Linked DNA regions of Homo sapiens: regions 1, 2 and 4 are each linked to region 3. A link is a contact called in ENCODE Hi-C or POLR2A ChIA-PET data. All regions are on one chromosome and are shown on one strand. The core of a region is the stretch at or near the end of the contact, and the rest is flanking DNA. Distances in the headings are between cores, read along the strand shown.

Evidence for each region. A loop is a pair of places that touch in the nucleus more often than their neighbours do. ChIA-PET counts read pairs that join two places held with the same protein, here RNA polymerase II (POLR2A). Pooled maps may share reads with other maps.
Region 1: a map with no recorded cell type shows a loop between it and region 3 (5-fold over the local background). The contact joins the enhancer-like site here to the promoter of SOS1 in region 3. A Hi-C loop is called at or near these places in 1 of 168 maps with a recorded cell type or tissue (OCI-LY7), 4 of 37 single-sample maps with no recorded cell type and 3 of 50 pooled maps.
Region 2: a map of OCI-LY7 shows a loop between it and region 3 (5-fold over the local background). The contact joins the promoter of CDC42EP3 here to the promoter of SOS1 in region 3. A Hi-C loop is called at or near these places in 2 of 168 maps with a recorded cell type or tissue (OCI-LY7 and naive thymus-derived CD4-positive, alpha-beta T cell) and 8 of 50 pooled maps.
Region 4: a loop to region 3 is called in a map of naive thymus-derived CD4-positive, alpha-beta T cell, with 5 times the contacts of the local background. The contact joins the promoter of PRKD3-DT here to the promoter of SOS1 in region 3. A Hi-C loop is called at or near these places in 1 of 168 maps with a recorded cell type or tissue (naive thymus-derived CD4-positive, alpha-beta T cell), 1 of 37 single-sample maps with no recorded cell type and 7 of 50 pooled maps. POLR2A ChIA-PET finds 5 or more read pairs at or near these places in 1 of 52 experiments (OCI-LY7).

The regions. Positions count from the first base shown.
Region 1 is chr2:37,652,850-37,660,313 of GRCh38, forward strand. The region is part of intron 1 of CDC42EP3 (CDC42 effector protein 3); the gene reads right to left. Among named protein-coding and RNA genes, the nearest start is that of CDC42EP3, 15 kb to the right of the region's middle. RefSeq lists enhancers at 1,223-1,432, 2,100-2,159, 3,557-3,676, 4,123-4,628. Within about 2 kb of position 1,367, at least 25 of the 41 ENCODE cell types and tissues checked have a DNase peak (open chromatin) inside an H3K27ac peak, as active enhancers do; they include OCI-LY7, where a contact is called at or near this core.
Region 2 is chr2:37,667,081-37,674,698 of GRCh38, forward strand. CDC42EP3 (CDC42 effector protein 3) reads right to left here and starts at 4,562. Exons shown (of 2, transcript NM_006449.5): 1 at 4,346-4,562. RefSeq lists silencers at 4,351-4,840, 5,011-5,070, 5,081-5,150, 5,371-5,540.
Region 3 is chr2:39,119,543-39,126,513 of GRCh38, forward strand. SOS1 (SOS Ras/Rac guanine nucleotide exchange factor 1) reads right to left here and starts at 1,509. Exons shown (of 23, transcript NM_005633.4): 1 at 794-1,509. The coding sequence starts at 880. RefSeq lists enhancers at 379-458, 4,306-4,475, 4,506-4,655 and silencers at 659-1,378, 4,956-5,085.
Region 4 is chr2:37,319,670-37,326,562 of GRCh38, forward strand. PRKD3-DT (PRKD3 divergent transcript) reads left to right here and starts at 5,412. Exons shown (of 2, transcript NR_183394.1): 1 at 5,412-5,853; 2 at 6,808-6,893. PRKD3 (protein kinase D3) reads right to left here and starts at 5,164. Exons shown (of 19, transcript NM_005813.6): 1 at 5,012-5,164. RefSeq lists an enhancer at 4,175-4,254 and a silencer at 4,895-5,524.

The DNA of each region.
Region 1 (7,464 bases), core at 117-2,616, 1.5 Mb before region 3:
AGATGAGCCTCACCATGCCTGGCTCTCTAGTTTTCTTGCATTTCTCTACTCCCACTATCTTACCTAAATCTTAAAAGACAGACAAAGGTTCTTATAGTTAGCCCTTTCTCAAAAACCTTGACCCTGAAATTTGAACTTCCCACAATTATTCCTGGTTTCTTTCTAGTTCCACAAACTTTCTCCTAGTTCTTGGATCATGGTTTGTTCCTCTTTCCCTTCATAGATAACACTGGAGATAACATTCATCTCAGAAGTTAGATTCCTTTAAAAACAAATGCTCTAGTTCCTGGGGCACTAGAGAGAAAAGATTTGCCAACAAAAGGGTCCAGCTTGCCAGTCAGTCATGTGGCAGGTCAGAGAGAACACATGTGGCAGGCAGACAGGTGGGCACAGTGCTGCTGAGAACGGACATGCTCCCTTACAGGTTGTGTGAGAAATCCAAGAGTTTCAATACACAAAAGGACCGGAGAGGAAGCTACGGCCCTGGTTTTTATAAGGAAGGAAGAGAGCCGGGTTGCACTAGGCTAGACAATTCTAGTTTCTTGTGACTGACTGAAGCGTAAATGACAGTGATAATGATAGAAATAATCACAGCAGTAATAAATAATTTGGTTAAGAAAAAAACTGAAGCGGTGCTTTGCTTCATTTCTTACCATCTTTTTGGCAAACAGAATGATGCTGAAAATATCAAAACAGGGCAGCAGCCAGGAGGAAGGGAAAATCAAGCGGTTTTAAAAAATGACAGACAGAAAAATCAGCTCCTAAGTTACTTAGAGTTGATGCACTGGCAACTTACAGGACTCTGAAAAGAACCAAGGAGTTGGGATATTTTTAAAATTCCATTTATTTTAAAGGAATGTTTGGTTTGCCTACTAATTGTTTTTAGATTAATTCTTAGTGGAGAGAAAAAGTAAAAAAAAAAAAAAATTGCATCCTGCAAAACAGGTTGCAGTGTTAATTTAAAACACACATGTATAAAAATGGGCAGGTGGGTTGAGGGGTGCTACTGCCCCCAGGGACCTGCGGCTCTGTTCTTTTCTCCTCCTTGCAGGAAGTGAGCCTGCATCCGACTTCCCCTTTCTGGCTCGGTTGTCACATCCTTCAGGGACATTCCAGCTTCTGATCACTTTTCGCTTTGCCTCAGCACAGTCGCACTATGCGGCCAGTCACGGCACCACTGCACTACTGCACCATCTGAGCCCCATGCCAGAGTATCCAGCGACTCCTCCTGCATGTTGGAACCAACAGTCCTAGGGGAGGATGATGACTCGGCCAAGTACCCTCCGCCGCCTCCCTACCCCCAACCATCTGTGGGCTATGTCTCTCTGCTGCCAACCAGAAGATAATAATTCCACTGTGCCAAGCGCCCAGAACATGATCCTAGGCTCCACATTTAGAAGGGATAAAGGCTACCTGGAACATGTCCCCGCATGTTCAGAGGGAGGCAAATGGGAGGAAGTGAAGGAGCTCGATTAGGACATGTGAGAAGAGGCTGAAGGAATAGAGCAGCTTAAAGAGAACTCATAGAAAGAGAAAACTAATCTTAAGGGATCTGAAGGATTCATTTAATTGTAATGAAAAGGAATTAACTTGTTCTGGGAGGCCCTAGAGCTACCAAGCAGAAACTACAAGGAAAGATTTTGGCTCCTCCAAGTAACAGCTCAGGTTTCTCAAAAGATGGAATGGGCTGGGGTGGGGAGGGGACAGCAAGTATGGCCATGGGATGAAGCTCTCACAGAGGGGAGGGCGGTTACCCTGCGCCTCCCTGACAGTGCGTGAAGGGAGGTGTTCACGTTCCCATTTATTCTGAGTTTCCTGTATGGGAACACGATCACTGCCAATTTCCTTGTAGTCCCATGTCACTTTTCCATAGAAAAACGCACACGGACTTTCCCTTGAAGAAGCTTTCTCTTTGAACACGGCAGTCTTCTTACTAATATAGAAATGACCAGCCAATCTTTGGGATCAGAAACACTAAAATATTACTACAATGTGGACGCTCATGTCAATCCTTTTACAAACCTCTGTAGGAGTGCTTCTCTGAATAATTTTAAAATTGAAGGGGAAAAAAACCCCATAGTGTTAGATTTTCATTTAAGTTCAATGCTGAATTTCTAAGGCGGAAATCAGTGTAACCAGAAGCACCCAGTAACCCGAAGGGGATGCTTTTCATATTTTCAGTCTGTTTAACTCCACCCATTTGAGAAGATAAGAAGATGCCTTTTCTATTTTTAGATTCTTACCCTCTCCCCATATCATCTAAACTGAGGACATAGCTCTAAGCTTCAAGACTATGAAACTCTATTAGCTGGCTCCCCAGCTGCTGAGCTCTGTTATGCAAATGAACTTAGCCAGAACGAGCAGGCGGTATTTTAAAGACCCATTCAAAGTCTGATACATCTCACCTTCCATTATTTTAAAGGACTTTCATTTGTGATTCAGCTACAGCTTGAATTTATTGTTCTTTTACAACCCTGATTATATACAGACCCACAAATACCATATGTGAGACTCAGTGCTAATTTGTGTACACGTCTCATTTTTATGGGATCTAATTTGAAAGATCTCTTAGAAGCAAAATTGGAAGACAGAAGGTCCACCTCACATAGCACCAAGTCTGCACTTTTGAACAGAGGCCATTAGGACCTTTTTTCCTATAAAAATGAGTTACTGGGGAAGACTCAATGTGGACATAGAACTCTGGCAGTTACAACAAGGCAGGAGGAGGGCAAGTCCTCTCATGCCTGGTTCATTTATCAGGACGTGTTGTACATGGCACCAGGGCTGGTCAGAAGCACCCAGGCAGGCACTCTAGTTTCATGGATGTGAATCTCTGATAAGGCCATTGCTGTGAACTGCTCACGTGTTTCCATAACTAATGGATCTGACTTGGTCTGTGATGCTGCAAGGACAATATCAATACAGGAAGAGAACTTGACTCTGAAGTTTTCAGCAGTATTCAGCCAGGATATTCATTCTAATCTCTGCTCAAAAGCAAGGAACTTGCTCTCAGTTGCTCACAAAATATTAATATTTAAGTCAGCAATTATTCTATGCAGTACTCCAGTTCTGGTAATGGTAATTTCAAATGATCCCAAATAATAAGCTGACACTGTCCAGAAATTCAGATTATGGTCATTTAACCCATACTACCTTGGAGGGCAAAGTTCCTAGCCATTTGCCTTTAGGCCACATTCTCAAGTTCTCTGATGGGGTAAAGGGACAAATACAGGACTTCCATGCTATTCTGCCACCCTGCTAGGGCTGTCTACAATAATCCACGTTCCTTGGATGGGCTGAAACATGGCTTTTCTGTATGATACCAGCACTGGCTATATGTGGAATCTGGTAGTCGTCATTCTACTCTCAATCTACTTCCACTACCAACATCCTTGCGTTATTTGTATATGTGTTACTACAAATATATTTGTTGAATGATTTCCCTCTAACTAGGCTGAAAGCTCTTCTGTGGGCATGAGCTTATTCATCTTTTGCCTCCCACAACACATGGCCCACAGTGAACTTCAAATTCACAAGTGTTAAATCCATAACCCCTGCTAGACTTTCCATCATGAGAGCCAGGTTGACTTGCTCCCGGGGGCCAAACCCTAGAGCAAGTCTACAGAGGCTCTCTGGAAAGTGACAAATCTGAAATGCTTTGTTCTCTAAATAATTTACACCTGTGAAGAGTACTAGCTAGCATGAGTGCTTTCTGTGGGCCAGGCAGGCATGTAATGCTCAGAGCATACCTCTTAGGAAGCAGTCTTAGATGAAGCCTGTGTCTCCAGTCAATCACCCAAAATGTGGAGGAGCTAGGATTCCAGCCATAGCTGCATTCTGTAGCCACTGCCGATTTGATAACTCAAGGACTGCCAACCTGAAGACTATGTATCTTGAAGTCTGACAGCACCAAGAGGAAATGACACACCAAGAGCGCAACACGGATGAGAGGTGGAGATGCTAACCTGACCTTGTCAGAAGCCAAAAATGAGAAGAAGGGTCCTAGACACTGGTCCCTCCATCTCTAACTCACTAGGACTTTTCAGTATTTTTGCTATTGTCAACAAGAATCTCAAAAGGAATTTGACTTGTGGTAAACGTCAAAAGATTTGAATTGTAAAGTAACAAAGCCCCCCCCCCACCCCCCGCCCCCCGCCATCCTCGAGGAGAAAAACAAACATCCTGTTCTTAGAAAATCGTGTTAAGTGCTGTTCATTCTTTTCCCAGAGGAAGCCCATTGCATGCGACAGTGAACAATCACAGGCTTTCACTGGGGACAATAGCTCCCTAGCTTCCTAACTGACACTTCATTTCCCTCCTAACCTGAAACTAAGAACCTTGTGTTCCCTACATGGAAAGCTCTCCCACCTTCTTACCATCAGCCTCTATTCACAACATCCTCTGAGACCTGCTCCAGATGCACTTCCTTCCTGGAGGAAGTCTACTCGAATGCACCTCACGTAATCCAACCTTGCTACTGCTTTGCTTAGGGGTTTTCTTAGGGGTTGTGGAGGGCTTGTATTATGTGATTTGTTGTTTTCCTGTTTTGTGGTTTTAATGCCTGATATTTCCAGGTGGCTGGTGAGCTCAAAAAGAATAAAGTAAGCAAAAGGGCTATACATGAGTGTTCCTGTTGGGAAAACTCTCCTCCTTTTTATGCTGAATCACTTACAGAGCCTCCTCTTGAGCTGGGGACACAGAAGGCCCTCAAATCTTACTGAATAAGCTCTTCTAGTTTTCTTTCTGACCATCCCTTAAGTCAAGGGTCTACAAGCTACAGGCCGGCCAAATCCGGCCCCCTGCCTGTTTTTATAGATAAAGTTTTATTAGAACACACCTATGCCTATTCATTTATGTACTGTCTACAGCTCAGTGGGGTTCTCAACTGAGGGTGATATTTGTTCCCTATGCGATATTTGGCAATGTCTGGGAATATTGTGGGTTTTCGTGACTGGGGGTGGTGTGCTCCTGGCATCTAGTGGGTAGAAGCCAGGAATGCTGCTAAACATCCTACAGTGTACAGGACAACTCCCCAAAGCAAAGAATTATCTGGCCTCAAATCTCAGTAGTGCTGAAGTTGAGAAATCCCAGTAAAGGTGCTTTTGCTCTATCAGGTCAGAGTTGAGTAGCCTGTGACAGAGACTGTATGTTGCTCTCAAAGCCCAAAGTATTAACTGAGCCCTTACAGAAGAAGTCTGAACCCCTGTCTTAAATGTTGGCATTTTCATAGGGTTGGATGGCTGCTGCCCATCCCCCACTCCTCAACAATTCCCCCGGCAATCACATACCACCTCTAGGGATAACTTCCAAGTCAGTACCTTCAACCCACATGCATCTACTTAAGTCCAGACCAGTGCTACTCAAAGTGGGTTCATACAGTCCATGATGAGATAAGAACAGAAGTTGGAAGCAAGATCTTTTTGACATTGCCTTAACATCAAGCATGTGACCAACAGATTTTTTTCTTACTGAATAGGCTATTGACAAGTTTGGGAGCTGTATGCTGTTGAGCTTGCATGGCGGTTGTGTGTGGCCCAAGCTCCATATTCCTTGTGCACAGTAGTATTGTACAATGGATTGGAAATGGAAACAAACAAAAAGACAGTGGCCCTTCCCAGAGAGTTTGAAAAGCATTGATTGGCCTTTCCCTTCCCTTATATTCCAGACTTCTCTACTTTGCTTCCCTTGTCCCATATAATACTCATAAACCTTGCCCCAAATGGGATTTGCCATCTTTCTTCCCCCTGCCTGCCTTAGGCATCTGCCTTCCAAACTATGCTTTCCTGGTAAATGGCAGAAGTCACTCAATTCCAAAACCCAGCTATCATCCCAGCACTTCTCCCCGCCTCCATCTCTACATCAAGTCCTATAGTCCTATCAGTCTGTCTGGACTGTCTCTCCTCATTCATCCCTGCTCCATCAGCCTTACTCCTGGCCCCCATGATCTTTCTCCTGCACAAGGACATTTGCCTTTCACCTACCTCCCTGCCTCCCCGGTCCTTCCACCTTATCTTCCAATCTACACCAGAGTGAGGTACCTAGAATCCTCATGTAACCTTATCACTCTCTGCTTTAAAACCTTTCAAGGGTTTTAAGGCTACAGCTTGGAGATAAGATAAAATAGCTTGTGAAGCCCACTTCAGCAATCTGGGGGGCCTGCCACACTTGCAACTGAATCTCCTGCCAGTTCCCCATGGCATCCTAAGCTCCCATAGCGTCCTGTGTACACCTCAAACCTAGCAACTATCACACTGGATTATTACCACTACTTATTTAACTCTTCCCCAATCAGGCTATAATCTGGGAGAGAGAACGGAGATCTTATTCATAGCAGGTATTGAAAAAAATGTTGAATGGATAAACAAATGAGAAAGCTTGAAAGACATTGCTGTGCCTCTTCCTCTTTAACCCTGCCTGCTCTATTGAAAATGCAAGATGGAATCTATGATTCTTACAGAAGAAAACAAACATGTAACAAGAAGCTGTCTCCTCTTTTCTTGTGGCAAAGGCTTTCATTTTTCCATCTGTAAGCCATTTTAACCTTCCCCTATCCATGCAGGGTAATAATTTAACAGTGTATCAATGCAAGCCAGAGTAATTCTACAGGACCATACAGATCTTTGGCAAATATACAGATAAAAAATATAGATCTTAAGGCAAATATTTGTGGACATGCTGTTTGAAAGAGATATGACTCCTATCCCTGAATGCAATGTGCAAATAGTGTCTTAGGTAAGACTCAAAGAAAATTTGACAATACAGTCCTCTGAATTCAAACTCAGTGACTCTACTTAAATCAAACTTAAAGAATGAGGCCCTGGAGAAACAATGAACTTGCTCTTTTCTCTTTTCAAAAGGAGATGTGTTAAGGGAGAACTTGGCTCATTTGGCCTAAAATGTACAAGGAAACCTCAAGAAACTACAATGGACAGTCTATAGAAAAGGGTTGTTTGGAAGATCAATGTGTGACTGGCACAGATCAGATATGTGGGGAAAAATAAACCTATCAAAACATTTGCCAAACCAAACCAAATGAAACACCGACTGTACGGGCCAACGAAACTGCTATCTCACTGCTGTTCCTGGCCTGAGCGGGGGAAGAGCTGGACCAAAACTATGAGCCAGCCCTGTAAGACGCAGAAGCCCTGATACACTGGGTACCAGTTACCTTCATGTAAAATGGAGATAATCATCCCAAACTTTATAATAACCACAGGTGTTAGAGCTGAGTGTTAAAATCTACAGTGCTATGTAAACACAAGGCATTATCTTTTCCCCAAATGAGACCAGACTATCTACTGAAATACAGAGTGGAGGGGAAACTATTCTCATTGCCAAAATAAACACTTCTATTTTCTCCTTAAATTTCGCCTGTACCACTCATTAATAAAATTGTTGCAGATGAGGCTAAAATGGTTCCTATTGATCCTGTGGACAGTCTCCACAGTTGGAAGGGATTCCTAC
Region 2 (7,618 bases), core at 3,312-5,811, 1.4 Mb before region 3:
ATCAAAGCAGTGGAGGCCAAGGCAGGCCCTGTGGGTTTTCCGGGGCAAGCAGTAAGGACAAGGTTTCAAAGGTTTCCTTGTTGTGTGTTTCTTATCTAGCAGGGCCCAGGGGATATGCTGAACTGTAACAGGGCTTGACTTCTGCCATGGACACAGCCCAGTGCCTTTCTGTTCACTTTACCTGTAGCTCCTCTTCTGCTGAGTTCTTGCAGCAACATCATCAACAAACATGGACTAAAACGTCCACTGAGTGCCGGGACTGAAGGCCCAGGTAGTGTGGTTCCTGCCTTCAAGGAGGGGATTGTCCACAGGTGGTTACTGGACTCTGCAACCCCGGGCTCCCCAGAATTTTGAAGCGAGCACACAGTCTATGCTAGAGCTTCACTTCATCCCCAGCCACCAGAAGTCCTTGTCCCTGGCTGTGGCTTGGCTTGCTTTCTCACCATATAGTCCCACATTTTCACCTAGTAAATCTCTTCGTTTATGGCATAAATTAAACTGCTTATGTTAACCCTAGCAGTGTTCATGCTAGATCCACTTTCATGCCACATATGTGGGATTGAATCATCTTTAATAATAAAATAATTTACATAGTGTTCCTCAAGGCTGGCAATTACTGTCATCTTCAACTGTGAGATACAGGGTGATATGAAATTATTTCCTTGCCAGAGGCCAAAAGTCATAACAAAAATCAGATTTAACAACTTCTCTGCCCCTCCTCCCCATTGGTGGGGGTGTGGTATTTAGTATAAGGTCAAAAAGACCTGAGTTCAAACCCTGCTTCTGCTATTTAGCTGTGTGACCTTGGCCACGTTACTAAACCTTTCTGAGCCTGTGTTCTCATCTGGAAAAGAAGAGCAATATAATAGTCTGCCTTATCCTCCACGGATATGTTCCAAGACCCCCAGTGGGTGCCTGAACCTTGGACAGTACTGAACCCCATATATACTATGTTGTTTTTTATACATACATACCTGTTATAAAGTTTAATTTGTAAAGTAGGCACAGTAAGAGATTAACAATAGAATAATTATAACAATGTAATAAAAATTACATGAATATGGTCTCTTTCTTTCTTAAAATGCCCCATATTCACCTATTTTCAGACCATGGTTGACTATGGGTAACTGAAACCCTGGAAAAGAAAACCACGGGTAATTGGGGACCACTGTACTATCTCTCTCAAAGAATAGTTATGAATATTACATGACAGAACCAGTATTAAGTACCTAGGAAAAAAACAAAAGCAACATTGAAAACCTCAACCTTTTATTGTGGCTACTCTGGGCCAGGCACTGTTCTGAGTACATAATCTTTTTTAACTCCTTTAATCCTCAGGGAAATAATATTATCTCCATTTTACAAAGGATAAACTGAGGTAAAGGTGAGGTAACTTGCCCAAAGTCACACAGGTGTTAAGTGCCAGAACTAGGACATGTGCCCAGGCAGCCTGACTCGGAGGCTTCAGAAGTTCAGTTTTTTTTCCCATCCCCTTAACCCAAAGAGCTGCTGACTTTCACATAGGATTAGCCACTCATGCCTGCACATATTGTGTTGTTAAACTGCACACGCATGTTTAGGTTTTGCTTACTGCACAACTTTGGGTAAGTTATATAACTGGTCTATCCTCAGTCTCTACACCAGCAAAATGGGGATACAACGGTTCTTTCATTAGATGATTGCTAGAAACAAGTAAGATAATCAAGACAAAAGGCTGAGAAGAGTGCTTGACACATAGGACGGGCTCCACTTAGGAAGTGCTTTTAACATCCAAAGTAATGAACAATGCAATATATTAGGAAAATTCTTGGTCTTCTATGGCTTGGTGAGGCACACAAGATTTTGTGGCTGGCTGAATCCAGTATTTTCAAATGGCTATCCTTGTTCTCTGGCAAACATACTGCATTTAAAAATAGATTTCTCATTCAATCAATGAAAAGAAATACAGGTTCACAGGATTCTGGTTAGTAAGAAATGAGACTGGGCCTAGATAAAATCTGACTGAAAGCAAGAATCTGAATAACAATAATAATAATAATAATACGATCAGAGCAGTCTTCTTGGAGGTTTTTAGGTTACGAATTATATTCCACCCACTGGATAAATGTTACAGTTAATGGTCAAAGAATTTGTGAAAAATCTATGGCCTGGCTAAAAAAAAAAAAAAAAAAAAATCTTTGGGTGATACAGGTGAAAGCAATTTTATCCCCAACACTGTTGAATACCAGGAACTTTATACATGAAAAAAGCACAGCTTTTGTGAGCATGTTGGACATAAAACAAAACACCACATTAAAGGAAAGGCTGGAGCGCAGACAGGGCAAATGAACTCATGTGAGCCCTTCTGCAATCACTGTTACGGCTTTGTATTTATTCATCTTGCACCGCACTTAAATGTGCAATAAAAAGCAAAAAGTGTGCAACACTTATTACTCTAGCTGCTTTTACTTGTTCCATAGAGATACGTGAAACAATTTCACTGCTCAGATTGAGGGAAAGAGGAGCTCATCTCATTTCAAGCCTGTAGCTGCTGCCACAGCCTCAGCACCATGTTCTAATCATAGAATTCATCATGTAAATCTCTAGCAGATGATGCCATTGGAAAACAGAAACTGCCATGGATCCAGAAATGCTTCCAAATTTCTCCTCTAAAGTTCTTATCTGTGAGCCCAGAGGCTGGTGCTGTTTTATTCAAATGGGTGAGGCCCATTGGGAAACCCGCATTCTTTGGGAGACTTTATGAAGAATTTCAACCATTCCTTGACTATAGAAAGGGCCTTTATCATTTATTTCACATATGAAAATGCTAAATATTTCACAACTACTCCAACTTATTTCTGAGTGTCTAAATCTATTCTGAAAAGGGTATGCATCACACACATACCTGTGTAGCTTATTAACTACCAATAAGAGCTCACACAAATTGCAGGGGGTATGAAAGAGTAGACTTCTGGAACTGTCCAGAAAAGAAGAGAAGGTACATTTCCTGGTTTTAAGATGAAAGAGCTTGTGTAAATTAGAACATTACAGGAGCCTTTTAAATTGTCTTAGGGATACCTTTGGGGCATCATCGCTGGTTCCTGGTGAGTCTTTTTTCTCCCTGTGATGTTAACAGGAAGTCCCTAAAACTGGCTTTGCTATTAAAATACAGACATCTGCTGCTCTCCTAATTTTTGTTCCTTTTAAAAGGCAGTACTCCCAAGAAACTCTTGGATATTGTGAGAATTAAGAGCTGGGAGATGGGGATGGAATCTTTGTCTCCCTAACACATTCATCAGTTCCCTCCCTAGAGCCCCCCTACAACCTCAGCACACAGCAGCAGCCCACTCCTCCAAATACGCCAGGGCTGGAAAGATTCATGTTGCAATACCCTCCTGACATTCCTCATTTTAATTCGCTCACTTTTTTTTTTTTTTTTTTTAAACAAAATGTAATTACTTGACTGTCAGCCTAGGCTGCACTCTGGGGCTTTTACTCCTTTCAACACAGCTGCGCTCCCGGCTTTGATGCTGCTGTCCACGCAGCTTGTCCCAGCCACAGCCTGGCTCTCAGTAATGTAACATTCAAGTGCATATTTATTTTTAAACTGACCTCTCCTAGACTGCACAGTATAAAGGAGATCCTGCCCAAAAATATGCTACTTTCTATTTATAAGATGAAACACATGCCTCCCAAAGTCGAGAGAGGGATAGAGTATAATAATTCATAACGAAAAAATGGCCAGATCCATTCATCCTCACATGTCTGATACTTGTCTGTGTCAAGCCACTTAGTTTCAAGGAGAAAGGGAAGAAAACAAAAAACAAAAAACCTTGTAAACGTCTCAGCTGTTCACCGTCAAAAAACAAAAAAGTCAATATCCAGATCTGCAGGTTGGCGCCCCACTAACAATGTCCTCCATTAAGAAAGAGGAGGGCACCGGGCAGGCGATGCCACGGCAGAGCTGTGCGATGCACCCATGTGCGGCCCTGGTACCAATCCATGATGCGAGGGGCGCGGTAGCCAAGCGCGGCTTGTTCTCAGATGGAAAAATGCTATACGCGCCCAGAATGGCTCTGCCAATAGCTCGGAGGGTGCAATGTGGCCGCGCAGCCCCACCCTGAAAAGTAGTGGGCACAAATGGTGGAGCTCTGAGTCCTGGTCGTGCCGCCGGACCCCCTCCTGGCTTGCTTTATGTCCCCTTCGTTCCGTTGGACACTAGATGGGAAAGCGATGCCCTGGGTATCCCGACTCCCTGCTGGTTTCCCAGCCTAACACCAGCGCACGCCGGAAGCGGCCACGGCCGCGGGCGGGACAGACTCACAGACAGGTAGAGAGGAAGGAGCCCTGGGCTGCCCCGACTCACCGGCCGCCGCTGAGGATCCCAGCCGCTGCCCCGGGCCTCCCGCGGGCGCACGCAATCCCTGCCGCTGTGCGCAGATCCAGCCGAGTCTGCCGGCGTGGTGCCTGCTCACCGCATTATCCGCTCCGAGACGGCGTGAAGGCGCCCCAGGCCGGTGGCCGGGTCTCCGGGCTAGCCCCGCGCTGCGGTCCCCCGGCCGCGAGAGAAGGTGCGCGCGACTGAGCGCGGGGCGGCCGGACGCGAGGACTGAACCTGCGGAGGGCGGGGCGGCGCGGGGCGGGGCCGGCGGCGCGGGGACTCACTGGGGCGGGGCGGAGGGCGCGGGCAGCGGGGCCGACCCTCCCAGCCGCGGTACCTGTGCCCTGGCCCGGGGCCAACCGGTGGCCGGGCGCGCGCGCGGGGGGGGGTCACCGTTGGACCCTCGGAGGACAATGGGCGCCCATTGTTACCTCCCCAGCGCCACCCCCCAGTAGGCGACTTCTCTCGGAGAAGATGCCGCTTTCGACTCCCTAAGCACAAAGAAAGGTCGCCGGACGCTCGGTTTAAAGAGGGACCCGGAGGTGCTGCCGCCCGGGTGCACGGGGACAATAGGACTCCGCCCGCACCCCGGACTCCCGCACTAAAACTCGTGCGCCCACCTCTCCCGATCCCAACAGGCCGACCTAGCTGTGCGAGTGGCGGGCGGTGACCCGCAGGGAAGCGAGGCCACCTGAGTGCGCCGCCCCGGCCAGGCCGCAGCTCCCCAGGTCCCTCTCAGCCCGGGCTCCGGTGGGCGCGGAGGGGGAGGGTCGCGTTCTGTCAGTTTCTAGCTCGCTCCCCTCAGAGCTGCAGCCAAAACCCGGAGAGTGGAATAAGCGCCCTGAAGATGCCGGAGCTCCCGGCTGAGCAACTGGACACGCGACGAACAGCAGACGCTACAGGTTCTCCTACCCAGAGGGAGGCGTTTCTTCTCCCTCAGGGTCTTTCAAAAGGATTTGCCTAAAGCTGGGGCAAGCCGGTGGCGGCTGCCCCAGACGCGCGACGAGGCGCAAGTGGCGCAGCTGCCGGCCCGAGAGAGTAAAATTCAGGCCGCGGTGGCACCTGCGCCCGCCGGTCACCCGGCCACCGCCAGCGCCGCCGCCCGGCGCGCCCCTCCCCTCCGCCGGGGCCGGAGCGTGAACCGGGTTAATGAATGCTAATTTTCTTAATCGGCCTCCGTCTCTTCCTCCTCCGCGAGTCGTCGGCCTGGGGAAGGAGTAGGCGACAGGAAAGGGCGGTGTTTTCCGGCTGGGAGGTCCCAGCCCGCATGGTCAGCCAGGGGAGGGGGCTGGGACCCCTGGGAGTCGGACGCTGGGGGCCTGGCCTCTGCCCTGAGACTCTCGGGTTGGATGGAAATCCTGGCACAACGCGGAGAACCTCCCGGATACCTTGGCTTTGCCGAGAGATATCAGCTTCAGGTCATCACCGCGGTGCCCTGGGTCTGTCTGAAACCTTAGAGGGTGCGCCTTAAGCCGATGTTGTAAACCCAGGCTGACTTTAAGGTGAAGTGAAAAGGAAACGCACACAATCTGGAAAGCAAAATACTTGGGTGGGGTGTTAAAAGCCTCAAAGAAAAATAGTAGTTGGCAGGTCAAATGGCCATGAGGTTGGAAGTCAAATACGAAACTCGGCTGAAGTGATGTTAGAAGTTTGACAAGCAAAAACAGTCCGTGAAGATAAGAGACCCAGCATTGTTTCCCTTCTTCAAAAGACAACTCGTCCAAAGTTTCCTTTGGCAGATACCTGGATTCTACTCCAGATTCCTGAGCATTTTACTTGGGTTTCATATTTCAAAATATATGTTCCATTTGGCACTAATGTATATATTTTATATATTAATTTATTGAAAAATATTAAATGTTCCTGGCCTACTTAGAAAAAGGTATTTTTATAAATATTTATGCATAGTTTTCATTACATAGGGTATTTTATAAGTCCAAATAATATGTGTATATATATAAAATACCACATGCAAAATTCCTTTTGAACACATAAAGACATTCCCGACACACATGTCTTGTATGTAATTTTTTTCACGTGATCTATTGTTAGCTGCTGTTAAAAGCACTTTATTTCTACATGGCCAAATAAATAACTTCTTTTACAGTTTTTGCAAATATAGAGTGGCAGTTTGTCTGAAACGGCATTTTTATTCTAAAACCTATTTTTACTTTTCTACATTATCCCTTGCCTTTTAGAGGCTTTCTCTCCCTCTGCCGTTTTTAAATGAGACTTCACTGCTGGACTCTAAACAGTTATCCAGGACCTGCTCATTCAAGGGCCTGGTGGTTTGATTTATCTTGGCTCCTTTGGCCTCGCCTCCCCACCCCTCCCCTGCCCTCCCCTCCCCACCCCTCCGCTTCCCTCCCCTCCCCTTCCCTTCCTTTCCTTTTTTTTTTTTTTCCCCCAGGGTCTCAAACTCCTGGCCTCAAGTGATCCTTCTGCCTCAGCCTCCGAAAGTGCTGGGATTACAGGCATGAGCCACCATGCCCTGTGCCTCACGTTATTTCTTTGTACTGAACATCTTCAGTGAGTAACTGATCCCTCATATAGTGAATTATTCTTCCAAATGAGTGCATTTCCTGTGCTAACTATGATAGCTTGTAGAGTTGATGGATTTAGGTTTCAACATGTTATGGGAGTCTACTACCGGAAGAGAGGAAAAAGCTTTGCTTCAGGAAGATTTTAGGAGTTTTGAGATTCTGCTGTGAATTTTGGAAAGGTTTAGCCTTAAAAACATTTGGTGGTAACCTTAGAAGCCTGGTATCTGTAGACCACCTGTCAGGCCCAACAGTGGGCTGTTTTTCTATTAGTCCCTACTTGGGAGAAAAGCCAAGTAGTATTGTCAGTGCCCTTGCTGTCCAGAAACCTGTGATCTACCTAAGTGCAGAGAGCACCTTGCCAGTGTACACAAGCAAATGCTGACCACATTCTAGTCTCTTGCTACCAAGTATGGTCCCAGGACCAGCAGCACCAAGCCTCACTCCAGGGCTACCAAGTTGGAATCTTCAGTCTAATGAAATGTGGATAGTTTGCGTGCAGATTTAATGTTTGAGAAGCACCGTCCATGAGTGCTTGGTGGTTCTCCACCTTTCAAAGCTACAAACTCATTTGAAAATCTCATGGGATTTATGAGCACCCTTGGAAAAGCATATTGATTGATACACAAAATTTTTCATATGCAGTTTCAGAGTTCCTGTAAATAATCTATTGATGCCAGGGAAGTCCTAGGTTAAGACCCCCTAGTCACAAAGAAGA
Region 3 (6,971 bases), core at 259-2,758:
ATGAAGAAAAGAAAACAAAAATAGTCTGGTTGTCACACTGCTGCTTTAGAAGCTTTAAAAACGTAAGAACACTTCCTAATTATACTAAAACATTTAAAAGCACAGATCGGGGGTATGTAACTTCAGGTAACAATGTAGCAAACTTAAACATACAAAGGCTAAAAATTCTTAACAAGCCAAATGACAGCACCAAGAATCTCGAACGCTGCAAAAACAAAACAAAACCCCCCTGAAATTGGTAGCATGTGCACCAGCCCCTGTTAATCGGAGGAGCGGGGGAAACCAGGAGAATGAGGAGTGAATACTGACGGCGAGCAGAGCAGGCCACGTTCCTACTGGCAGGCGAGCTCGCAATTCCTTTGAGCAAGCCTTACGGCCAGGGCATTCTCAAGCCACTAAAACCAGCGTACTGGACACCTAAAACGGTAGGCTGACAGCAGCTCCGGGCTAAGACCAAGAAGACGGAAAAGTGGCCTGCTTTGACCTCCGCTGAAAACTGAGGCTCCTCCAACTGTTGTTGTCCTGGAATCAAAGGGCAAAGCATTCACCTCTCAGGGGTTGGATTATCCGGATAAACTCCCCCCGGCTCCCTGCGGCATTCCCACACACCCGGTGGATGTCAACACCGAGAGCCAGCCGTATGAGGGGGGCCTCTCCGTGTGCGCCGTCCTTTTGGAGACGCGGCGAGACCGGGAAGAAAGACGGCCCTGCGCGCGCCCCGCCTCCCCAGCCCTTCCCCAGCGCCCGCGCTGGGGGGCTGCGGCCGGGAAGCGGGGTCCCGCGTGCTCCTCACCTTTTTCAGCGCAGGCACCAGTAGTCCCCGCCACTTGGGCGCGTTCTCTTCGCTGAAAAACTCGTAGGGCAGCTGCTGCGCCTGCATGGTGCCCCCGGGGCGCCTCTGGGCGGGGAGAGGGGCGGCGGCGGCCGGGCCAGGGAGCCGCGAGAGGGCGAGCTCGCAGCGCGGAACAGGGCCGCGGCCCCACCGGACGGCCCGGCCCCCTCCGGGCGCCGCGCAGCCGGGCTAGCCCTGGCGAGGGGGCTGGGGGGCGAGGCCCGCGCCTGGCCACCCACCCGACACAGGTACCAGCCGTGGAGAACGGACGCGGCCCGGAGGCGGCGGCATCCCGCACCACCGCCCCGGGGCCAGGCCCCCCGCCCCTCCCCGGCCCGCCGGCGCCGCCCCGGGCTGCCCTCTGCCGCGGCCGCCGCCCGCCCGCCGGGGCTGCACTCCCGGGCCCGGTCTGGCCCCGCGGCGGAGCTGGCGGCTGGGGGAGGACGTGTGGAGGGACGCTCCGGCCGCGGCGCCCGCTCCGCGTAGTTGGGACTCCGAAACGCAAGAGCCCCGGGCGGGGCGGAGCTGGGGCGGAGGTCTCGCGGGGAAGGGGAAGGACCGGAGGTCGTTGTTGGGGAATCTGGCTGCCCTGAGGTGCCGCCGCGGCCGCCGCCGCCACCGCCGCCGCCGGTGTAGCGCTGGAGCTTCCTACTAGCGAACTGAACCTGCTCGCTACTGAGCATGCGCTGCCGTGCTGGGCTGGTTCGCTCCGGGTTTTCCGGCTCCCGGTGAAGGAGGAGGAAAGCTCGAGAGAGAAAGAGAGAGAGAGACAGGGAGGGCGCCCGGCCGGGCTGTGGCTGCGCTCCTGGGGGCTGCAGGGGAGGGGCGAAGGGGCCCGAGAAGTCGCACCCTGGCAAAGTGGGGCCTGCAAGGGTGGGTGATGACTAGGGTAAAGAGGCTCCCCATTGTGTGGCCTGGCCGTGAGGGCTCCCACCCTTCTCGGAGTCCCTGGGCCCTTCGTTTCGGAAAGGGGTGTGTGTACTTTGTTCCTGAACACGAAGATAAGGACTGCCCAGAGCACGCAATGTATAGTAAACAGACTGGACAAAAGACAGGTGCTCTGTCACGAAACCTACTGCTCAGTATCTGCTGAGTAGTAGAAGTGATTGCGGTGTTTCTAAGTGGTCTTTCCACAAAATAATAAAATGTGTACGTGTAGTATTGATTTTGTGTGAATGTTTTAGATTCCCTCTGTTCATCTTTTAAACCCACTCCAGAAATGAACTCCAGTAAGCACTTTCCTCCAGTGGATATCGAGACCTCTTTTACAGCTCCTAGAGCACTGCACTTATGCCCCTCTCAGGGCGTTCAGTCTATTGTGTTTTGTTATCTTTTGCGGTTCTTTCGACTAGATAATAAACTGGAAGGCAGATCTTTTTCACCAGGGCCTCTACACAGTGTAGAACAGGCACTCAGTCAATGTTAGTGGAATGCTAAAGGAGCAGTATTTATAAACTGTCCCTCCAGGCCACTGTTTGTTTATAATAGGGGCACTTTGTGGCAGACACCTTATGATTTATCATTAATTATCATTTTTTTGAGTATCATCTCATTTAATCCCCATAGCAACCCTATTATTTTCATTTCACCGATAAGAAGGCAGTTTAGAGGAACTAGCCTGGGTTAAAGCTGACATTGTGTCCTGCTATTCCTGAGAACAGTAACCAGGATCACATAAACGAGAAAGGTTCAGTGGTTCTTAATCTTTACAGGACCTCTTTGAAAATCTGGAAAAACAACTCTTAGGTTATTTCCTTTAAAAATACACAGGCCGGCCAGGCGAGGTGGCTCATGCCTGTAATCCCAGCACTTTAGGAGGCCGAGGCGGATGGATCACCTGAGGTCAGGAGTTCCAGACTAGCCTGGCCAACACTGTGAAAACCTGTCTCCATAAGAAATACAAAAATTAGCCGAGCATGGTGGTGGGCGCCTGTAATCCCAGCTACTTGGGAGGCTGAGGCAGGAGAATCGCTTGAACCCAGGAGGCAGAGGTTGCAGTGAGCCGGGATCATGCCACTGCACTCCAGCCTGGGCAACAAAACCAAAACTCCGTTTCAATTCAAAAAAAAATATACACACACACACACACACACACACACATACACACAGACCGGCCGGGCGCAGTGGCTCACGCCTGTAATCCCAGCACTTTGGGAGGCCGAGGTGGGCGGACCATTTGAGTTCAGGAGTTTGAGACCAGGCTGGCGAGACCCATCTTTATTGTTTTATTGAAAAAATAAAAATATACATACTTGGTTTACATTTGAAAAACTCCCCACTTTCAAAGTGTGTGGAATGAAAGCTGGAATTATAGGCGCCTGCCACCACACCCAGGTAATTTTTGTATTTTTATTAGAGATGGGGTTTCACTGTATTGGCCAGGCTGGTCTCGAACTCCTGACCTCGTCATCCACCCGCCTCGGCCTCCCAAAATGCTGTGATTACAAGCCTGAGCCACCGCGCCCGGTCAGCCCTCTTCAAATATTTAAAGGGTTGTGATATGGGGGAAGAGATTGGTTTGTATGGTTCCAAATGAACCAACATCAAGCCTGTACCCCAAACTATTGCTTGGCTTCCCATTGCTCTTAGAATACATTTCAAACTTCTTACCGTACCCCACAAAGGCGTGCATCTGGCTCCTGCTCACATTCTCAATGTTTTCTCACCATTCACAACCTCGCCTCACCACACTCCAGTCACAGTAGCCTTCTGTCTATTCCTAGAAAACAACAACCTGCCTAAAGAACATTGTTCTTCTCTCAGCCTAGAACCCCTAACTGTTCCCTTGGCTGGTTATAAACATCACCACCTCCAAGAGGCCTTCTCCGATCACTCCAAGTAATTCTCACCTGTGTATTTCTACCTTATGTTCTTTTTATTTCCTGCTAGCACTAAATCAAATCAGTCCTCTATTTTTGGTTGTTGGTTTCCCTCCTGCCCCCAAATAAAATGTAAACTCCTAGAGAGAGAGAAACAATCTTTTTTTTTTTTTTTTCTTTTTCTGAGACAGAGTCTCATTTTGTTGCCCAGGCTAGAATGCAGGCGGAATCTTGGCTCACTACAACCTCCACTTCCCAGGTTCAAGTGATTTTCCTGCCTCAGCTTCCCGAGTAGCTGGGACTACAGGCGCACGCCACCAAGCCCGGCCAATTTTTGTATTTTTAGTAGAGGTGGGGTTTCGCTAGGTTGGCCAGGCTGGTCTCGAACTCCTGACCTCAAGCAATCCACCCACCTCCGCCTCCCAAAGTGCTGGGACTACAGGCGTGAGCCACCGCGCCCGGCCGAGATCAACAATCTTGTGCGTTTCGTTCTTCATTGGTTTTAATCGTATCCCCGGGGCCTACAATGCCTGCACACAGTAGGTAGCAATAAATATTGTCGAAGGAATAAAATGTGCATGCAGGAAAGTTCCAGGACTACATAATCAACGTTGTTTCCAGAAAACGGGCGATTTTCGGGGTGTGCAGGTAAAAAGCGTACATTCACTCACTCGGGCTAAGAGGTTGGGCATGTTGACCTCTAAGATCCCCTTCAACTCCGAATCTCTGATTTGACTGCAGAGGAAAACAAGCCCTAGAAACATGGGTTACAGCCTGGGCTAGGCTTGCTTAGCGGCCAGGGCAGGTTTTCACTAGCATGGCCGTTTGGGCCGTAGACAGGGCGGGTAACTGGAGAGAAACTGCAGTGAAGAGACTCAGTGCTTCGCAGCGGGGAGACCTACAGGGAGTGCCAGGGTCAGCCCCGCTAAGGTCAAGGAGCACTCCATCACCCCTGTACTGCTTGCCTGTATCTCTTGGGACAAAACAAAACACCTATGTCCATTCAGCAAGAGAAGACAACCGTGCGGACTCAGAAACGTGCAGACGGGTAGGCACGTGTAGACGTAAAAGTGTCGCCCACCAATCCCCCGCGCCAGCCCCTCAGCTTTTACCGCCGACGGGTGCGCCCTGGCGCAGGCGCAGAGGCTTCTTTTCGCTTCCCTCCTCAGCTCTAAGGAGCCTCACGCCACGGCGGACGTGACGCACGAGGCGCGTCCGGGCGGAATAGGCGAAGACCGAGAGGGGCGCGTCCAGGCGGGCTAGCCGAGTTCCGAGCGCGGCGCATCGGAGTAGGGCGGCGAGGACGGGGGCGGGGGTGGGCGTTTGGCCCTTCAGTGTGCCCCCTGCAGGTGCAAGTGCAACGCTCCGCGCCTTTGCCTGCCCTGCTGGCCAGGACGCGGCCACCTGGTTCTCTGCCTTGCTGCAGCCACAGTGATCCTTCTGACGCGAACTTCGGACCCAGCTACTTACTTTTCTGTTCAAGAACTCACACTGGCGTCCCAGGATAAATTCCAAAGTCCTTAACCTGGTATCCATGGCCTTGCACAATCGGACCGCTACTTATCTTTCTAGCTGTATCTCTCACTCAAAATGAACTGCTCTTGCCTCCTACAAACACATCACTTCTGTCTCTGTCTCCTGCTATTCAGAATGCCTGTCGCCTTTTTTCTCTAATGCCGCCCACCACAGCCCCACCCCAGCTCCCAGATACACGCTCGCGCTGGAACTCTTATCCACCCTGCGCGCCCTCAGCTCAAATGCTACCTTCTCTCTAAAGTTTTTTTTTTGTTTTCGGCTCTGATTCCTTCAGAGCCGAACAGGTAGAAGGAACAGCAGTTTCAGCCATCAGCAGTTAAGGTACTCTCTCCTCCAGAACATATTCACCCTCTGTCTTTCCCTCACCCTCTGTCTTTCCAATGCCTCCTTTCAATTCCTCTCCTCCAAAAAATGTATCTCCAGGAAACACACCAGAGAAAATAGTGACTGAGAAGAACACTAGATGCCCACTCTTTACTCACCTTTAGCTAATACTTTGAGTCCCCCGCCCTCTTCCTCCCTCTCTGTTTCCATCCCTGCCTTTGCAAAGATGGTACAGTTAGAAGAGATTATCAGAGGTTCTCCAAGACATATGGGACTATTCCTCGCACTTCTTTCTCGGGATTTCTGCAGGGAGCTTATAGGATATGCCCAAGTTTATCTTCTAAGAGAGAAGAGAAGACTTTTTGCAAAAGTCTCTTTCCAGTTGATTCAAGTTGTAATAGCTCCTCAAATTGATCACATCCAAATGCAATGTGACTTTAACGAAATTCCCAACAGGGATTGTCATGGAATTTGACAAACTCATTCTTAAAGGTATATGAAAGAGCAAAAGGCTAATTCTCCTGTAAAAGAAGAAGGTAGGGGAACTTGATTTACCAGATGTGAAAACTGATTACGTAGCTAAAGTAATTAAAACAATGGATATTAGCACAAGAACCTACAAACCAATTGATCAGTAGACAGCCAAATATATAGAAACCTGATACCGTAAGCATTGCAGATAAATAGGTAAAGGCTATACTGTTCAATAAATGAAATAATGTGCAATAGATAAATGCACATAGAAAAAATATACTTGTAACTCCCACCCTACGCAAAACAATCCCATTGGATTGAAGAAAGTGCAAAAAGCAAAATTATAAAACTCTGAGAAGGCTGGGCGCCAGTGGCTCACGCCTGTAATCCCAGCACTTTGGGAGGCCGAGGCCTGTAATCCCAGCACTTTGGGAGGCCGAGGCATGAGGGCAAGAGATCGAGACCATCCTGGCCCACATGGTGAAACCCCGTCTCTACCAAAAATACAAAAAAATTAGCCGGGCGTGGTGGCGCATGCGCCTGTAATCTCAGCTACTCGGCAGGCTGAGGCAGGAGAGTTGCTTGAACCCGGGAGGCGGAGTTTGCAATGAGTCGAGATCGCCCCACTGCAGTCCAGCCTGGATGACAGAGCAAGACTCCGTCTCAAAAAAAAAAAAAAATCTGAGAAGAAAATAAGGAATATCTTTTGTTGTTGTTGTTGTTGTTGTTGTTGTTGTTGTTGTTGTTGTTGAGATGGAGTCTGGCTCTGTCGCCCAGGCTGGAGTGCAGTGGCCTGATCTCAGCTCACTGCAACCTCCGCGTCCCAGGTTCAAGCGATTCTCCTGCCTCAGCCTCCCGAGTAGCTGGGACTACAGGCGCCCGCCACCACACCCAGCTAATTTTTTGTATTTTTAGTAGAGACGAGGTTTCACCGTGTTAGCCAGGATGGTCTCCATCTCCTGACCTCGTGATCCGCCCACCTCGGC
Region 4 (6,893 bases), core at 4,162-6,661, 1.8 Mb before region 3:
GCATCCGTCTGTATACTCCTTGTTACTCAGCCTATATCACAATTATGTTTATATCTATGGTCAACATTTTTAGAGCCATACTGATTTAAAAAAAAAAAAATCATGCACGCAAAGGTAAAAATAATGTCATGTGATAAAAATGTGCTTAACAAAACCAAACAGAATAAGTGGTTTTCAAATACTTGAATAAGTGTTAATAGGAGAATTGATTTTATTCAGTATCACTGCAGAGGGTAGACGAAAAATGAAGATGAGAGCACTTCTTACTTAACCTCACAGGTTGCAAGGATTGAGCTACGGGGTACAAACTATCTGTAACAACACCTGGCTAACAGTAAGTGCTCAGTAAGTTTTAGCAATTTTCACAGCAATTAGTTGAAGGAATTAACAACTAAGCCTTTACTTTATGCTAAACACATAAAGTGAGATATGATACTTTATTAAATCCTTGCAACAACTCTAGGAGGTTTAACTCTATTTTCCAGAAAAGAAACAAGAATTTTAGAGAAGCTGTTGTTTGCCTGTGACTATAGCTAGTAAGTGATAGAAATGAGATTCAAACTAGTTTCCCTGACTCCAAAGCCCAAGTTCTTTCTACCACATTATTCCATATCCAACAACCTAACAATGGAACAGGTTGTCTCACGAGGTAATGAGCTCCACAACGTATCTGACTTAAGTAGTTTTTATAAGATGAACTACCAAAATAAAGTAGTAAAATATCTATGAATAAAACTGTATGCAAGTTAACGACTTTTTTTTTTTTTTTTTTTTTTTTTTGAGACAGAGACTTGCTCTGTTGCCTAGGCTGGAGTACAGTGGCGCGATCTTGACTGATTGCAGCCTCCGCCTCCCGGGTTCAAGCGATTCTTGTGCCTCAGCCGCCCCAGTAGCTGGGATTACAGGTGCACATCACCATACCTGGCTCATTTTTGGATTTTTAGTAGAGACGGGGTTTCATCATGTTGGCCAGGCTGGTCTGGAACTCCTGACCTCAAGTGATCCGCCCATCTCGGCCTCCCAAAGTGCTGGGATTACAGGCGTGAGCCACTGCACCTGGCCCAAATTAACTACTTCTACTTTGATGAATGTCTTCCCACTAAATATCATTTTATTATACCTAGTAATATTAGCCAAATAACAGTGTTTAATACAACTAATTTATCAGAACAAATTACAACTATTCATAATAAACACTACATATAAAAATGATTTTTAAAAGTCTCAGTATTAACACAAATAGAAGAAACCTAAGAGCTGTCAGATTTCTGCCCACTCTTTCCATTTTCCCTCTCCTGGTTTGGTTTATGGACCCCAGATTTACTCTGGAAGATGCAACAAGATGTTGGGTGAAAAATATTAAAACTAAATATTAAACCTAATAACTGTAACTTACATGAACCTTGATATGCTGCTTAATTTTGTCTTTACGCTTCAATTAGAAAACTGAAAGAAGAGTACATCTTATTAATTTACAAACTATATACCAATTATATATGCTTGTTTCTAACAGGGGTACGAGGCTCTAAATAATATCATCTAGTTGGCAAGCATTTCTAATATGTTTATTTAGAACTTGTCAAATATTCTTTTGGGGAGCTAGCTGTCACATATTCCATTCAAATGAGCTTACATAATCTGTCATCATTGTTACTGGAATCAAAATATAGGATATTAATGGCATCTTGAACCCAGTCTGTCCTATTTTACAGACAAGGTGAAACAAAGGCCCTGGAGGTGAGAGGACTTACTTGAGGATTATCTCACGGTAATATCACAAGTTTATCTACTTCCTCTCCCTCTCCTTCCCCTTCCCCCATGCACACATTATCTCATTTTTAACACTCTAATTAGGAGAAGCTCTAACAGCAGTATTTCCACTTAACAAATACTTAATTAGTACTTATTATTTCCCAGACTGTTATGAGAGACACTGGAGTTATAGAGCAGTGACCGAAACAGACATGGCCACTGCTCTCTCTGAAATTCAAAGTGTGATGTGAGACACAGACATAACATTCATACAAACAGCTGGGTAATTATAAACTGCAAGAGGTGATATGGCAGAGTATACTAAGGGGACTCAATTCCAGCTGGAATCTCAGGAAAGGTACCTTTAAGGAAATATTTAAGCTGAGATCTCTGGATAAGCAAGAGTCAACGATGCAAAGAGACAGACAAAAGGATTCCAGGAAGGCAAAATGCATCTAGTTATTAAATTCTTCAAAAAGAAGTTCATTATTTAGTGCAGCATCATTCTTTTTGTACAATACTCAGCAAAGGCTAAAGTGAAGAGATAAAATGCTTTTCCTATTGGAATAACAATATTTATTATAACATGAATTCCTCCCAGTAAAGAGTTTTCCAGGTTCAACTTAAGTTTTGTGTACTAGAAATGCTAATGACGTGGAGGGTTGTGTCCACGCCTCTTGACATGTATTAATATTAGTATTCTTTTACCACGTAAAAGTATGTGGCCTTTTTCAATGCAATTCTGACCAGCGTCCTAAAGTCCATGTCCATGTTTTGACATAGGTTTGACTTTGCTTAGTAATTGTTCTTGCTTTTATATTGTATGTTGTATTTAAAAACTCAAGTGTCTACGTCGTTGGTTTTTAAAAAAATCATATCTTGTAGCAATCCCGACAATGATTTATATATTTTCAAAAATACCTATTACTTTAGATTAACATACTTTTCCTAAGAGCTTAGCATTTGCTAAATTGTTTCCTCTAAAATTCTGCTCATCTGGACCAGTGACAGTTGAATCTCAGTCCTTCCACTGTCAGAGAGTACTGAGAGAGCACACCATATCTGCTCTGCTCAGGAACTGAAAAGTTTATCCAGTAATAAGATTATGGACTGCCAGTCTGGCAATGCAATATGAATCCATGTTGAGCTTGACAGATGTTAGTCTCTGCACCAGTAGTAGCTAAGAAATCTGATTGGTTAGCAGCCAATGAGCAATTTCTCACATACTGCCACAATAAACTAACCACAGAAATGGAAAAATTTTTTTTCCTACATTAAAATGAAAATATCTCATAAGCACATTATCTCAAGTTTTTCCTGAGAGGGCTACTCAAAGAGATACATATATATATATAGCAAGTTCGATCTGAATTACATAATCAGCGAGACTCAAAGTACAATCATCACAGAAGATTGTGAATTATAAGCAGCATTATATCAAATTAAAACTTGTACTAGCAAAGAATTTCCTTATATATCAAGCTCTGTACAAGCAGTTTCTTTTAAAAACGAACAATTAACTCCACTGTAGTATTTTCAACTTTAGAGTCTTTTAAAAAAATGAGAACAAAATGTCCCTTAAGAAAACTGCACTTAAATGACCACCTATTCATATTTTTCTGTATGTGGTGTTTTCAATTCGTAATTTAAAAAAATGTAATATCAGAAAGTTTTATTTATGAAGTTCTGTGTGTGTGGCAGTGTTTAAATCCACGAACAGAAAGAAATTTCTATTTTAAAGTGGCTATCTGATGAAACTGAAAGCTTAAAATTTTCTCTAAAAGACTTACCATTATCTAGGATGCTTAAAAAATTAGTTTTAAGATACACATCAGTCAACATTCTTAATGTGAAACGCTATATACTAAATTACAGAACCTGAGTCACCCTGAAATGTGAAATGCTATATACTAAATTATAGAACCGAGGATGGAACCTGGCTCGTCAAGGAGTACTCCAAGCTCATGCACTCAGGCCCACCACAACTGTATTACTACCTACTGAAGAAAAACCTTCCACGGTTTCTGTGTGACACGTTTCAAATCCTACTTTTAGAAAATCTTCTAACTTCTTGGCTGAATGTCCATGCTTGATCTTAACTCGGAATCTAACAGGGAAGGAAGCAAGGGTTCGTTGACAAGGAAAAACTGGCCTAGATCTCAGTCGGGGGAACTTTATGGACGCCTTCTGCAGCAAAGCTAAGGAAAATGAAAATCGCTAAAAATGTAAGAACGACGACATTAAGTAGAAGGGTAAAAAAAAAGTTTCAGAGGAATAAAATAACATTTTCTAGGATACAAATTAAGGCATTTAAAAGTTCTTGTTCCATTTGTGGCTATGTCTCATAAAAGCTGTGTCGCACCAAGCAGCAGTTCAGGGTGTAACTTATCCTTCCTAATCAAAGATGACACCGATAGTCTTATTTCCTGTGGGGATGGGTGTGATTGAAGACACAGTTACGTCCATGCCATCAATCTGTGTGTGGAAAAGTCGGCAGGTCGCGCGCACACACTTGTCGCTTGAATCGTATGTGTGCCTGCAGACGGCAAGGCCTATGCCTCTGACTGCGTTCACCTGAAATAAAATACCCAACCGGCAATACAGTAGTATATGGTTATTTTCACTGCTCAAAGAAACAGTGGCACTCCTCAGTGTTTCAGCTTAAGGAAAACCTCCCAGGAGGGAGCAACTCGGAACAATGCTGCAACTAGCAAATCCAAACGCAGTCGGGATACTGGGGCGAGGGGCTTACATTCTCCAAGCACCATTTACTCACCCCTTTGAGACGACTACAACGCAAAGTGAGGAAATGAAACGAAAAAGCTGGTCCAAAATTCGGCACTGCGAGCGCCGCGGGTCTGGCTTCGGGAACTAGTTTGGGAGACCCGGGAACGGATCGCCTCCGATGGGCCGGGCGCGGTGGTCTCCAGCGGAGCGCGAACCCAAGTTGCCCTCCGCGCGGACGCCGGAACTTGGCCCCTCTGGCGGCTGCGGCGGCGCCCCCGCTCCCCCTCAGCCGCCCACCTCCCGCCGCGCGCTCCCCCAACTTCCCGCCCAGCGCGGCTGACACCGCCCAGCCCGGCGCGGGGTCCGAGTCCTGTCGCCGCCGCCGCCGCGTGCAGTTGGGGGGTTGGGGGTTTGGGGGATGGGGGAGGGGCCGCCGCCGCCTCAGCCCGACGGGCCGGGAGAACAAAGCGGCGGCGGCGGCGGCGCGAACTTTTTCGGTGTCTGTTCAGCGCTCCCCGAGGCGACTACTTACAGTGGCAGGCTCGGCCCGTCGTGAGAAACTGCGCCCGCCAGCGTCTGAGTACCGGACGAGGCGCCAGCGAGGCTTCACGCGCCTCGCAGGATCCCGCCCGCCTCCGGCGCCCCTTCCTCCCTCCCTCCCCGTCCCGTCCTGGGGCCGGAGGGCGGGGGGCCGGGGCGCGCGGGGGGCGGGGGCGCGCGGCCAGCGCGGGGCCTGCCGGGAGCTGTAGTTCCTCGGCCCGCGCCCGCCGGGAGGTGGCCGCGGCGGGAGGTCGGGGTTGTCTCTGCCCCGCGAAGGGGCGCCGGGAGCGCCGGGTACAGTCGGGCTGGCTCCGCACCCTCGAGTTCCGGGCGTCTTCGTGAGCGCGGGGGCACGGGGCAGGGGCGCCGCGGGAGTCGCGAGCGTGTCTATCAGTTACACGCGGTACTTGATCGCGCTGTTGCCGACGGTACTGTCTTTTCCTCTACTGCCGTGCACTCTTGAGGGAGGCGGTGGCGACAATGGGCCAGAGGTGATAGTTGGAACGGGGGACTTGTAAGGCGTCCAGAGCAGAGAGCTGCTTCCACCCTGAGATGTCACAGCCCTCCCGCATGCTCCTCCCTGCTGCCTGCCCCCGGGGTGGCCGCCGGCACCGCAGCTCGGCGCCCAAACCGGCACGTCCCAAGCCCGACGTTCCGGTGACTGCAGGGGTTTTCCCGGTGCTCGGTGTTTCCTCCCCGTCGGCCTTTAAACGCGAATGTGACCCTACCACCAAAGTGGAGTGCAGTCCAGAATCACCAAACCTGGGCTTCCAGGTGTCTGGAAACACAATGTTAACATTTGTTTTGCTCCAAAACAAAGTATGACCGTGTCGGGTGAGTGGGGCGGGAGTGGGAGTCAGCAGCATAAGGATCTAGAGGGAAAATACACTGTGCATAAATTTTCGATGTCTTATGTGAGAGAAAGGCCTGAGAAGCTGACAGGCATTGTCACAGAAGCCACATGATTCTCCTTATGTCAACATTTTATCCCAAAAGTACTTAAATATATTGAAACAATCAGAGGGACTACAATCAAGAGGGCAGTTTTCTTTCTTCTCTCTTTTTCTTTCTTTTCCCCTTTCTCTCTTTCTTCTTTCTCTCTAGAAAAGGTTTTACTCTGTCATCCAGGCTGAAGTGCAGTGACACGATCATAGCTCACTGCAGCCTGGAGCTGCTGGGCTCAAGTGATTATCCTGCGTCAGCCTCCCAAGCAGCTGGGACTACAGGCGTGTGCCACCACGCCCCACTAACTTTTAAGTTAGTTTTTGTAGAGACGAGGTCTCTTGCTGTGTTACCCAGGCTGGTCTCCTGACCTCAAGAGATCCGCCCGCCTCGGCCCTCCAAATCGTTGGGATTACAGGCGTGAGACACCGCGCCCAGCCAAGAGGGCAGTTTTCAAGAATAGAAAGAAAAATAAACATAAATTAGCCCCTACTTTTGATACAAAATCATCACTCTTAATGGATGTCCTCGGATTTAAAGTTAAGAAATGAAAATATTAAGATAATTTATATTAAACATAAGGCAGGTAAGATTGTGTAAAACCTTGATTACTTTATTTAAAAATCTATTTAAAAAAAGATTTCTGAAACATTCTCAGGAATTGGAAGTTGCTAAATGTCTTACATCCAGCAGTATCTAATTCAATCTTACTATATTTTTGTTATTAGAGTCCTATTCAGCTATTCTTTTACTTTAAAATTGAAAGTAGATTTACTCAAGTTTGCCTTCTTTTTAAAGGACTCTCTTGCTTAACTTTGCCCTTTTCTTCCTTTCACTTCCCAACAGACGTTTTAGTCCAGCCCCAAATTTTGCCTCTGAGCAAGATTCCCAGGACCTCATTGGAGCAGTTTACAGCCAGTCTTATCTCACTA